Regions from separate parts of the Mus musculus genome. Here region 2 is linked to region 1. The links are chromatin contacts, found by Hi-C or POLR2A ChIA-PET in ENCODE. All regions are on one chromosome and are shown on one strand. Each heading gives the region's core, a stretch centred on a gene start or an enhancer-like site at or near the end of the contact. The rest is flanking DNA. Distances are from core to core; before and after follow the strand shown.

What was found. A loop is a pair of places that touch in the nucleus more often than their neighbours do. ChIA-PET counts read pairs that join two places held with the same protein, here RNA polymerase II (POLR2A).
Region 2: a map of heart shows a loop between it and region 1 (4-fold over the local background). The contact joins two enhancer-like sites. A Hi-C loop is called at or near these places in 2 of 37 maps with a recorded cell type or tissue (both heart). POLR2A ChIA-PET finds 5 or more read pairs at or near these places in 1 of 5 experiments (Patski).

Annotation. Positions count from the first base shown.
Region 1 is chr3:85,810,682-85,815,973 of GRCm38, reverse strand. No RefSeq gene overlaps it. Among named protein-coding and RNA genes, the nearest start is that of Fam160a1, 67 kb to the right of the region's middle. Within about 2 kb of position 2,678, at least 1 of the 3 ENCODE cell types and tissues checked has a DNase peak (open chromatin) inside an H3K27ac peak, as active enhancers do; it is heart, where a contact is called at or near this core.
Region 2 is chr3:85,856,541-85,861,832 of GRCm38, reverse strand. No RefSeq gene overlaps it. Among named protein-coding and RNA genes, the nearest start is that of Glt28d2, 28 kb to the left of the region's middle. Within about 2 kb of position 3,117, at least 1 of the 3 ENCODE cell types and tissues checked has a DNase peak (open chromatin) inside an H3K27ac peak, as active enhancers do; it is heart, where a contact is called at or near this core.

The sequences.
Region 1 (5,292 bases), core at 1,429-3,928:
TTCCTTCATGATGAGGGATGGGAATCAGCATTTTATCAGTGTCACCAAACATCGACACCTCGTAAAGGACAAAACCAAACTTCTATGTGTATGTGTGCATGTATGTATGCATGCATGCATATGTATATATGTATATATATACATATATATATATATACACACACATATGTGTGTGTGTGTGAGTGCATATACATGTATATATACCTAGACATATCTGCTTAATAGTTATTTACTTGATTTCTGCTTTGAGTGCTGTAATTTATCATGTTATTTTGACAAAGATTGTATTTCTGAATAACTTATAAGGTCAAATTAAAGATATATTTGGATAAGATTGAATAAAACATTTGAACTTTATGGCTACATTAGAAACGGAAATGTTTTTTCCTGGATGTAAATAGGCATATAAATTTCTCATCTAGATGCCACATATTAAGTTGTATTAAGCATCTACTTTCCAAATGGCTTAGTAAATCTAGGGCAGAGACTAACAGGGTGGCAGCGAAGGCCCCTGGAACCCATGCTGTGCCATACTGAGCATCCAGGGCGGCATCTCTCAGTAACATGCTGAGGTTGGGCTGTGCTTATGCTCTGGAAAGACAAGATGTTTTCTTTCTGCTGTCCTGAGATCTTGTGAATGCTTCAAGCCCTTCAAATGAAAGGAAATATTAACATGAAATGAAGCTGCCGCTTTGGTAGGAAACTGTTTTCATGTTATCCCTGCAAGTCTATCTTCTGTTATCCTCTGATGGTTTAAAGTGCTAGTTTCCAGGGTCTAAGTGGACTCAACATCATGACGGTAAAGACTGGGCACCCAGGAATCCTGTCCAAACTCTGGATCCCTCCCCAGCAGTTCACCTGCATAAACATTGTTTGGAACCTGTTCTTGCCTCTTGGATCCAGTAGGCAATTTTTTTTTTGAAAGAATGATTCTTAATAGTGTGTTTTGTTTTTTGTTTGTTTTTGTTTTGTTTTAATGGTTATACTAAGTATTGTACTTTTAGAAATGAAGTGTTTTGTTTTTGATTTTTTTGGTCAAGGTCAGGAGGACATTGGGAGCTACAAAGAGAATATGAGATATAAGAGCAAATATTATAATATATAAGACATAAAGTCTGGTGGGATACCTAGAAGTCAGAGGGACCAGCATATGTTGTAGGAGTAACAGTGACTTGGATAATGAAGGGATCTAACATTCACATGCATGTCTTGGGAGGAAAAGATCACAGACACTGAAGGTGCACAGCAGGAACACAAATGGTAAATTGATCTGAAATGGACTTTAACGCATCCAGACAGCACAGCATAACACACACGGGGTGTCCTGAGGAGGTGCCGTCCGCAGAATTCATCTGTTATGAACTTGGGATGTTCTCAGAACAGTAAGACAAATAGCAGGCAGACAGGGGCAATTACAGATATTCCGAGCTGTTGAGAGAGAATTACATATTTGAATACACTATTTGAGGGTTAAGAGCTGTCTAAATAAGAGAGTAGCAGTAAGAGCGGCCTTGGAATGCAGCCGTGGTGCTAGCATGCTGGGGATGTGAGTCACGCAGAGTGGGTGATGGGAAGGCCTCTGAGGGTTCTCAGGCTCTGTGAGAACCAGTGGGAGGCCACTGCAAAAGATGATTTCCAACAACAATCTGTCTTCAAGAGTTGTTCGGGACTAGAGTTTTCTAAGTAAATAACACTAAAGGATCTTCCAAAATGAGTTATGGTTGGGCAGTCAGGTAGCGACATTAAAAACAAAACAAACAAAACCAAAAACCAAACAAACAAGTAAAAAACTCGAAAACTAAAAGTCTGAAGTTTAAACATTTTTATTTCCACATACCTCTTTATAATCTCTTAGGTTTGAATCTTCTTTTGTGCCTGAAGTGTATTTGTTTGTTTAGCCACCTTTGTCTCTTCATACAGTTTATGAACTTCATAATTTCATTCCCTGTTGTTTGGTTTGTTCCTAGCATTGAAAGTCTCGTCTAAGAGACCTTAATAGTTTAGAACATTTATGTTTGATTATGTGTGCTGTTTACTTTTCTGGGTTTTTGTCTGTTTGTTTTGAGACAGGATTTCACTCACTTGCTCAGGGTAACCTTGAACTCATGGAAGTCCAAGTGCTGGGATTACACGTGTGAGCCACCACACCTGGCACCTGTTTTATTTTCAGCATAGTTTTTGAAATACCTTATCTTTTGGGCATGTGAGTGTTCCTGTCACACTTAGAAAACAACTCTAACATCTCCATGACAGGAGTTTTCTATACAGTGGCCTCGTTTGAGCCCCATCATCCTTACTGGGAACTTGTTAGAGATGTATATTTTGGGGTTAAGTCAGAAGCCCCTAGGGCAGAGTCCAGTTTGTGTTAATGAGCCACCCTGCTGATTCCAGGGCAGGTTGGAGCCTGGCCCTAGACCTATTGATAGCTCTGTGCTGTTGCTGAAGTCACACCTGTTCCTGCCCTTGGTCCCCTGAGCAGGTGGATTAGGGGTTCTCAGCCTTTCAGAGCTTGTTCACATGCTTACCCAAATCACCCCCTTAAACAAAAACACAACACTAAACCCATCAATGAAAACAAAAACAAACACTTCCCCTCAAAGGGCCTTGGGACTCAGTGACCTCTGACCTCATGCTCTGCCAGCAGTTTGGCTGGTTTCAGGTGACCCAGTTATCAGCAGTCCAGTCAGCTCTCCAAAATAGTTCTCATAGCTGTGGTCTAGACTAGGCAGCTATCTATCTTCTCCAGCTCCAGAGCCAAGGCAGTCTAAATGGCTTCTTTGGGCTTGGTAACAGAAACCCAGGGGCCAGAACTTTATTTGCAAACAGCAATTTGGACTCTTTTTCATAAAAGCCAACCGTGTTTGATTTCTTTCCTTGAAAAGTTTGATTTTTTTTTTTCAAATCTACTCAGATTACTCTTTTTTTTTTTTTTTAAGGTTTTCCTGAGGCTTATCCTCCACAGTTTCTCTGTGAAAAGAGTTTTTTAGCTTGTAAACTTAGAAGTTTCCTAAGCATTTGCTCTGGGTAGTTCATACAGATCATTTAAACAGTGGTTCCAGGGAGCCCCACCCCTCACTGCCCAGCTGTGTGGGGTCTCTATGAGGCTTCCTTAGAGTGATGCCTCCTTCATCTCAATAGTACTAACTTTTTTTAAAAAAGTCTTTAAGTGTATTCTTACTGGGATTGGTGTTTGCATGTCTTTCTCTTGTCTTTCACTCTTTTCCCTCTGTCCATCCCTTGACTAGAGGAACTTCCTAAGCTTCGGTCTCTTCTGTAGTTTGAACTGTGGACAGACTCCAGGGCCTCACACATGATAAAAATATATTCCACCACTGACCTACACTCCCAGCCCCCAACATTTTGCCTATGGGAGCCTCCAAGTTCTTTTTCTGTACGCATTTCTTTGTGTCTGCTATATCCTCCTTTGGATGCCACCCCGACACTAGTCTGTATCAAGTTATGTCCCATTCCCACAGCTCGGTCCCTCCTCCCAGGCACCTACTAGCTGATCCAATCTAGAACCAGAGCCATTGTCCTCGCCTGGATCTGTGGCCCTGTCAATCTCTCAACTCAGCAAGAGGCGCCGCCATCTATCAGCCTAGTGTTTCTAACATTTTCTTGGCATCTCCCTTGTTACAAACCAGTGTTTAGAAGCTTTTGGTAACTCTTCTGCAAATCCCAAGATAAATTCTGTTATCTTTGCCATTACTCTGCAGGGCAGGGAACCAACGCACATACAGTCAAGCTGTTTTCCTGAGGCCACAGAGCTATCAGTGGAGGCAGGATTCAAGCCAGACTGTTTCTGCAGAGCACAGGGTGTAACTCCCATGTGCTTCTTTCTTCTCTTATAGGTGTTGTACTAGCTAGGATTCTTATTGCTGTAATGAAACACGATGACCAAAAGCAACCTGGGGAGAAAAGGCTTTACTTGGCTCACACTTCTACATCATAGCTCATCACCGAAGGAAGTCAGGACAGGAACTCAAATAGGACAGAACCTGTAGGTAGGAGCTGATGGAGGCCATGCAGGAGTGCTGCTTACTGACTTACTCCTCATGGCTTGCTCAGCCTGCTTTCTTATAGAACCCAGGACTGGGGCAACCATGCCCGCATTGGACTGGGCCCTCTTCCATCAATCACTAATTAAGAAACTGCCCTAAAGACTTGTCTGCAGCTCAGTCTTATAGAGGCATTTTCTCAGTTGAAGTTCCTCTCAGGTGACTATAGCTTATGTCAACTTGACATAAAACTAGCCAGCACAGGTGACAAGGCTAGAAATCCAGGCTTACTCTTCACCTTCTCATTCCTGCTTGCCTGATTGAACCTTTTGATTTCATCTTCCTTAAACTGTGTGTCCATCTCTGCATTTCATTGTAAGGATTCATAGACTGGTTCTCCATCACCCCTGCCTCTACCACTATAACTAATGACCCTTCCCATTCATACCCCACTCTGGTTTTTAAACATTCAATGTTATTATTCTTCCTAGTGTTAAATGTGATCTGCACACACTTTTTTTTTTTTTTAAACCAGCCCAGTTCTTGTACTGTCAGTTATCCATAAGGCAGACGGCAGACAGCAGACTTTCTCTAGAGGCTACTTCATTGTGAGAAAGCCCTACCAATTCTGGGGCTCCAGATGGTTAAGAACCACACCATAAGGCAGAGAGCTGCAAGAGAGTCAGTAACTCCTTAGTGATACTGGACACTCAGAGGGGTAGGAAATTAAGGAGAAATGATGGGTTTTGATTAGTCTTTGACTATTTTCGTCCTTATTGTAATGAAAATATAATAAAGGAATTCGTTATCTAGTCTAGCTGAGGAAACATAGCCTATACTTTCGTGGGTCCCCAGCAGAAAGCTGCTCCATCCCACCTCTGCCAAGCTGTGTTTCGGCCTCTGTGGTTGACCTTGCCTTCCTGAAGCACACTTTCCCTCTCTTCCCTCTGAGCTTGTCCATCACCTTGGGAAGCCTTCTCGAATCCATTCCATTGACTTCTTCACATTTGGGAGTAGGGTTTTCTGACATGCAGCCAGGCCCCATTCTTTCCATGTCCTAGGGCTTGTTAAATATTGTTTTAGTTGCCTAGTTGTCTCTTTTAGACTTGGTGCTGGGTCTTATTTATTTCTGAGTTTTTGTCACCCAGTACAGATGCTCAATGTTATCGACTGTATGAGAGAATTAGGGAGTATTTAAATGAGTGAAATAATGACTGGCACTTATATATGCTTTTATCTTACTAAAGCATCTAGTAGGTGATGTGTCAGGCTAGGATTAGGCTCACCTGTAAGT
Region 2 (5,292 bases), core at 1,868-4,367, 45 kb before region 1:
ACCAGGCTGGCCTCGAACTCAGAGATCCGCCTTTTTCTGCCTTCTAAGTACTGGGATTAAGGGCTTGTGTCACAACAACCTGGTTGGGAAGTCTTTTTAAAAATCTCATATTCTGGATCCATCTACTAGAACAGCTTGTTTAGAGTAAGCAATAGGAGATGCCTTTGCGTCCTTCAAGAGGAGTGCTAATGCTTGTCCCTGCTGGAGCATCATAAGTAACTGTGGATTCTCACCCTGGATTACTATAAAGCATGGGTTCAGATTCCTTCTTGAGCTGTTATTGTGTTGGTGTAGAACCTTATGATCTTCATATTTGAATTCTGTTCTAGTTTTTCATATTCAACTCTAGAGACTCTAATTTATGATTTTCTTCCCAAATACATGCATTTATTTTAAGTTCCCTTAAGTCCAGTGTAGAAGTAGCAGAGGCGAACTGAATATGCTTTCTATGAGATATTATTTTAATGCTCTGTGATGGTTGGAATGGGATATGTCCCCTGTATTCTTGGGACCTTAAACACTTGGTTCCCAGTTGTTGGTGCTATTTGGGGACGTTTAGGTGGTGCAGCCTTCCCAGAGGGAGGACTTCCCTGTGATTGGGTTTTGAGACGGAAATCCTAGAGCTACTTCCCCTTTTCCACCTCTGCTTCATGCTAGTGGTTGAGGGTGTGAGCTCTCAGGTGCACGCTCCTGCTGTATGCCTACTGTTTGCTGCCACGCCTCCCCACTGTGATGGACACAGACCCTTCTGCAATCATAAGCCCAAAGAAACATTCTTCCTTACAGTGCCTTGCTCATGGGGCTTTGTCAGAAAAGTAACAAATACGTTATAGACCAGAAACACAAGACTCATTTTATTTTTTCATGGTCTTCATCTTAGTTGGTTATTTTCACAGATAATTTTTGAGGAAGTGGTCTATACAACCCCAGACTGTAAAACTCAATGAAAGATAATGCAAGTCGAGGCCATGGGGGAATATTTGCATGCTGACCTGGCCCACTCTGTTTCTTGGTCAGTTATACATTCCTAGGTGTATGATTCTTTGCAAGAAGAACTGAAAAAAGAAAGAGAAAAAGAAAAAGAAAGAAGATCATTCATTCACAAGTGTTTGTGGTGGCTCCATTTGGAAACTTAGTGTTCATGTTATTATCAATAACATGAACACTAAGGTTCAGAGGTAATCCTTACAGTTGAGCTAGCTCAATATAGTATTGCTTTAATTTCTAGTCAGTTTATGCAGACCCTGCCTTAGGAAACTGCGCAGCATTTTGGCTTTGCTTACGACCGAGTGTTAAGTAGGCTGCTGAGTAGGTAAGAAGAGTTGCTTTCTTGCTGCCTAGACTATGCTGTATAAAAAGAGATCTTTTTTAAAAAAGATTTATTTATTATTATATGTAAGTACACTGTAGCTGTCTTCAGACACTTCAGAAAAGGGAGTCAGATCTTGTTACAGATGGTTGTGAGCCACCATGTGGTTGCTGGGATTTGAACTCTGGACCTTCGGAAGAGCAGTCGGGTGCTCTTACCCACTGAACCATCTCACCAGCCCCACCCCCCCACCTTTTTTTTTTAAAGAGAGATCTTTTTTTAAGTTAAACATTTTTTTTTTTTTTGTAAAAGGCAAACTCTATTTCTCTCAGTGGTCAGAAGATAAAGTAGATGCCATTATAACAAAAATATTTTTAACTAAAGAAGTCCAGTAGTTTTTTTAGTTAAATACATAGCATATTAAATACTTATCCAAATAACTAGTTTGCTGCCTTCATTTATTCTGTAGTGTCATTATTAATTATCGCCTCAAGCCACTTTTTCTGGTCAGCTTTTCTTTTCTTTCCCTTCATGCTTTGCCTTGCTCTCCTTCCCTTTTCCTTTTCCTTCTCTTCCCCCCACCCCCTCTGTCTTTCTTTCTTTCCAGGCAAGGTTTCTCTGGGTATCCTTGGCTGTCCTGGTACTCACAATGTAGACCAGGGTGGCCTCAAACTCAGAGATCCTCCTGTCTCTGCCTCCTGAGTGCTGGGGCTAGAGTGGATGAAGCCTGGACTGGAGAGCTGGTTTAGCGTTCTGAACACTGGCTGCTCCTCCACAGGACCCAGGTTTGATTTCCAGTGCCTACACTCCCAGTGCCATCACAGAAAGGTAAACATTTCTAAATCGATACACTTTGTTTTAGACTGGTGACCTATTTTTCGTTTCTATGGAGGGTCACAATGCTTTTGTGATTTAATTTATATGGGAAAGAATGACTTCAGTCGGACAGCACGGTGGCATTTTCAGACCCTCACAGAGTCTGATCGCAGCTGGAGAGGTGCAGTTGTCTGAAGAGGGTCAGCTGTGCTGCAGTGTCTCCTTTGTGGACAGCACAGGCGGGGGGTGGGGGGGGTGGGGGGGGGAGCTGAGCACTCTTCTGACTGTGTGCATGTTAAATGGCCTGATGTAAAAAACAAAACAAAACAAAACAAAACAAAACAAAACAAAACAAAACAAAACAAAAAACTGGAACTGCTCCTCTCCATGAAAACTGATCACTGTTGTTGAGTGTAGAAAAAACTATCTGCTGGATTTTTACTACATTAACCAGAGTCTTCTACTAGGAAGCACAGGGTACAGTTCTTTCTGATCTCAGTATCAAAAATAGTTGTTCTTTCTCTTGACCAACTGGTTTATTTTTACCCTGTGGACAGGAATATTAGACAGATCACATTTCTGTCTGCACGTAGACTGCAACAAAGCTCGAGCTTACCCCCTTTCCTTTCTCTGTTCAACCCTACGGCAGCTTGGTTTGTTTTGTTTTTTCCTGGCCCTCACTTCTTGTGGCCACCATTAGTGGTGCACCTAACTTGCCTTACTGCCTTAGAATGTGCTTGGAGAGAGTGTTCCCACTAGTTGTACTCTTTGAAGGGCTTTGCACGCATTTGGCACCTTGACAGTGGCTGAATGAATATCAGTAAGCTGTTTAAAATTAGCTCTGTTCCTTGGCTTAGCACAGTAGAACGTTTGCTTAGCACAGAGCTTGCCCAGGTTCAGTCCCCAACGCTGCCCCCAAAGGTGCTACAAGTGCAGCTTTTGCATTAAGCTGAGGGTCATAAGACTTATGTGGGTGAGCATACGGCGCGGGGCTGTAGCTCATGTGGTAGAGTGCTTGTGTAACATGCAGGAAGTGCTGGCTTTGATCCCTTGCACTGCAGAAGTCAGGTGTGGTGGCTCAGCATTTGGGAGACAGAAGCAGGAGGAACAGACGTTCATTGTCAGCCTCAGCTACAGAAGTAGTTAGAAGCTATGCTGGGCCAGAGACATTGGCTCAACCTCCCCCCACAAAAAAATCAAAACCAAACCAAAACCAAACCAAACACCTCCAAAACAAAACAGACAAACAATGGAACTATTGAAATGTTGACTGCAAGAGCTAAGTGCAAGCACTAACACTAGAGTTGGCCCTAGGGGGCGGGATGTGGGAATGATTTCAGATTATTATTCCTGACAGGACAGCCTCTGGCAGGAAGTGAGTGAGTGCCCTGTAAGTATTTGCTGTGTATTATTGCTGTTACATAGCTCATGCCACTTGCATAGTTACCTTACCTGCAAAAGGACTTGACCTTCTTTTTTCTACTTTTGAAGAAGTTACTGGAAGGCTGGAGTCTTGGGTCTCCCTTCTGCTTTCAGCCCTCTTCTGCTCTAAGATGAGTTATTTAGACTTTGTGTGCCTCTGTTTCCTCCTATGTAAGGTGCTGTCTTTAATGTTGACAGTTCTTCAATTCTTTAAGTCCCAATGGGTCTTCAATTCTTTGATCTTGCCTTTGCTGAAGCAAGAGGGTGGGGGTTGCTCTGCCTGACTCTTTGATCTGGGATGGCAGAATTCTGGCTCTGAAAGGGACATGGACCCATCACACTGCTCCTGGGCCCCTTCTCTTAGCTTAATCATTGCATGGTTTTTACTTTTTCCTTCCTTTGATACTGTTTCACTCCTTTTGAAAGCAGCATTTTTGCATGCTATGCAATGCCTTGTGTCTGTTCTCTCCCCTTGCTTGGACATAAGTTCGATAAGAGAGAGATCTTTATCTTTTTGTTTCAAGTGCCTGACATACAATAGGTACATGTAGGGATTCAAAAACATTCTTGGATGATCAAATAGATGAAATCTTTTTATGATCCAGTAGACAATGTTGAGTGGATGTTTCTGTTAGTTTTTCACTTTTATTCTTTTCTGAAATAATTTGCTTTTCTGATTTCCACCAGTGACACCATCTTCATGTTACCATCAGGAGCAAATTCCTGAAGGATGGGATAGCCACATCAGAAAAAGCAAATGAGTTGATTTCCAGGAGGATGTGGTCAGTTTCATGGCTTAAGACGCAGACACAGTGGTTAGAACTTTTCTTGTACAAGGTAGATGGAGCTTTCTTCTCAAACAGGACCTCAAGAACTATAACAAGAGGCCACTGGAATCTATTTCAAATTGCCAGAATTTATCACTAAACTCCAGGCTTCTGCTGGCTTCTTCTGATATGCTTCTTGTGACATAGGAATTCCACAGGGGACTCCTTGTGGTTTCCACCGTCCGAGCTCTGCAGGCAGCGTTTGACTGCCCTTTGTTAGTCTCTGGCCCAGGCAGGTGCCTCCTGAAGGGGCCTCGGTCCTGCTTTTCACTGTGTCATTGTGGCTTTGTCCCTCCTCCACCTCAGACCAGTCCTTCTTAATCAACTGAATGAAATTTCCACCCCCCACTTTGGAAAGTCTTAAATATCTCATTTATTATTTATAATATTTATGGATTCTCCAATGTAGGTTTCCCTTTTGAGGGGTAATGGAGTAGTGGGAGTGGGGAGCAGGGTCATAATTCGTAGCTGAGATGGAACCTGATAAACTGCTTGCAAAACTGTCCAGATGCAGGTGCCTTTCTAGAACGTCATAAAGTTTCAAGGGGTTTAGAAAAGTCTGAGGTCATGCCCTTCCTACTTTTGGGGGTATTAAAATATCCTTTTTTACATTATGTGATTGTTAAAATATCTAACAATAGTAATGGCTTCAAATGAGTTGTCTTTGCTTGGAAAAATAGGAAATTGGCAACTTAGCTGATCAAGTATATGTGTACAGCACATACACACACACACACGCACACACACATACACACACACACATACACACATACACATACACGCACACACGCACACACACACATACACATATACACACACATACACACACACGCACACATATACACACATATACACACACACATACACACACACATACACACATACACACATACACACACATACACATACACATACACG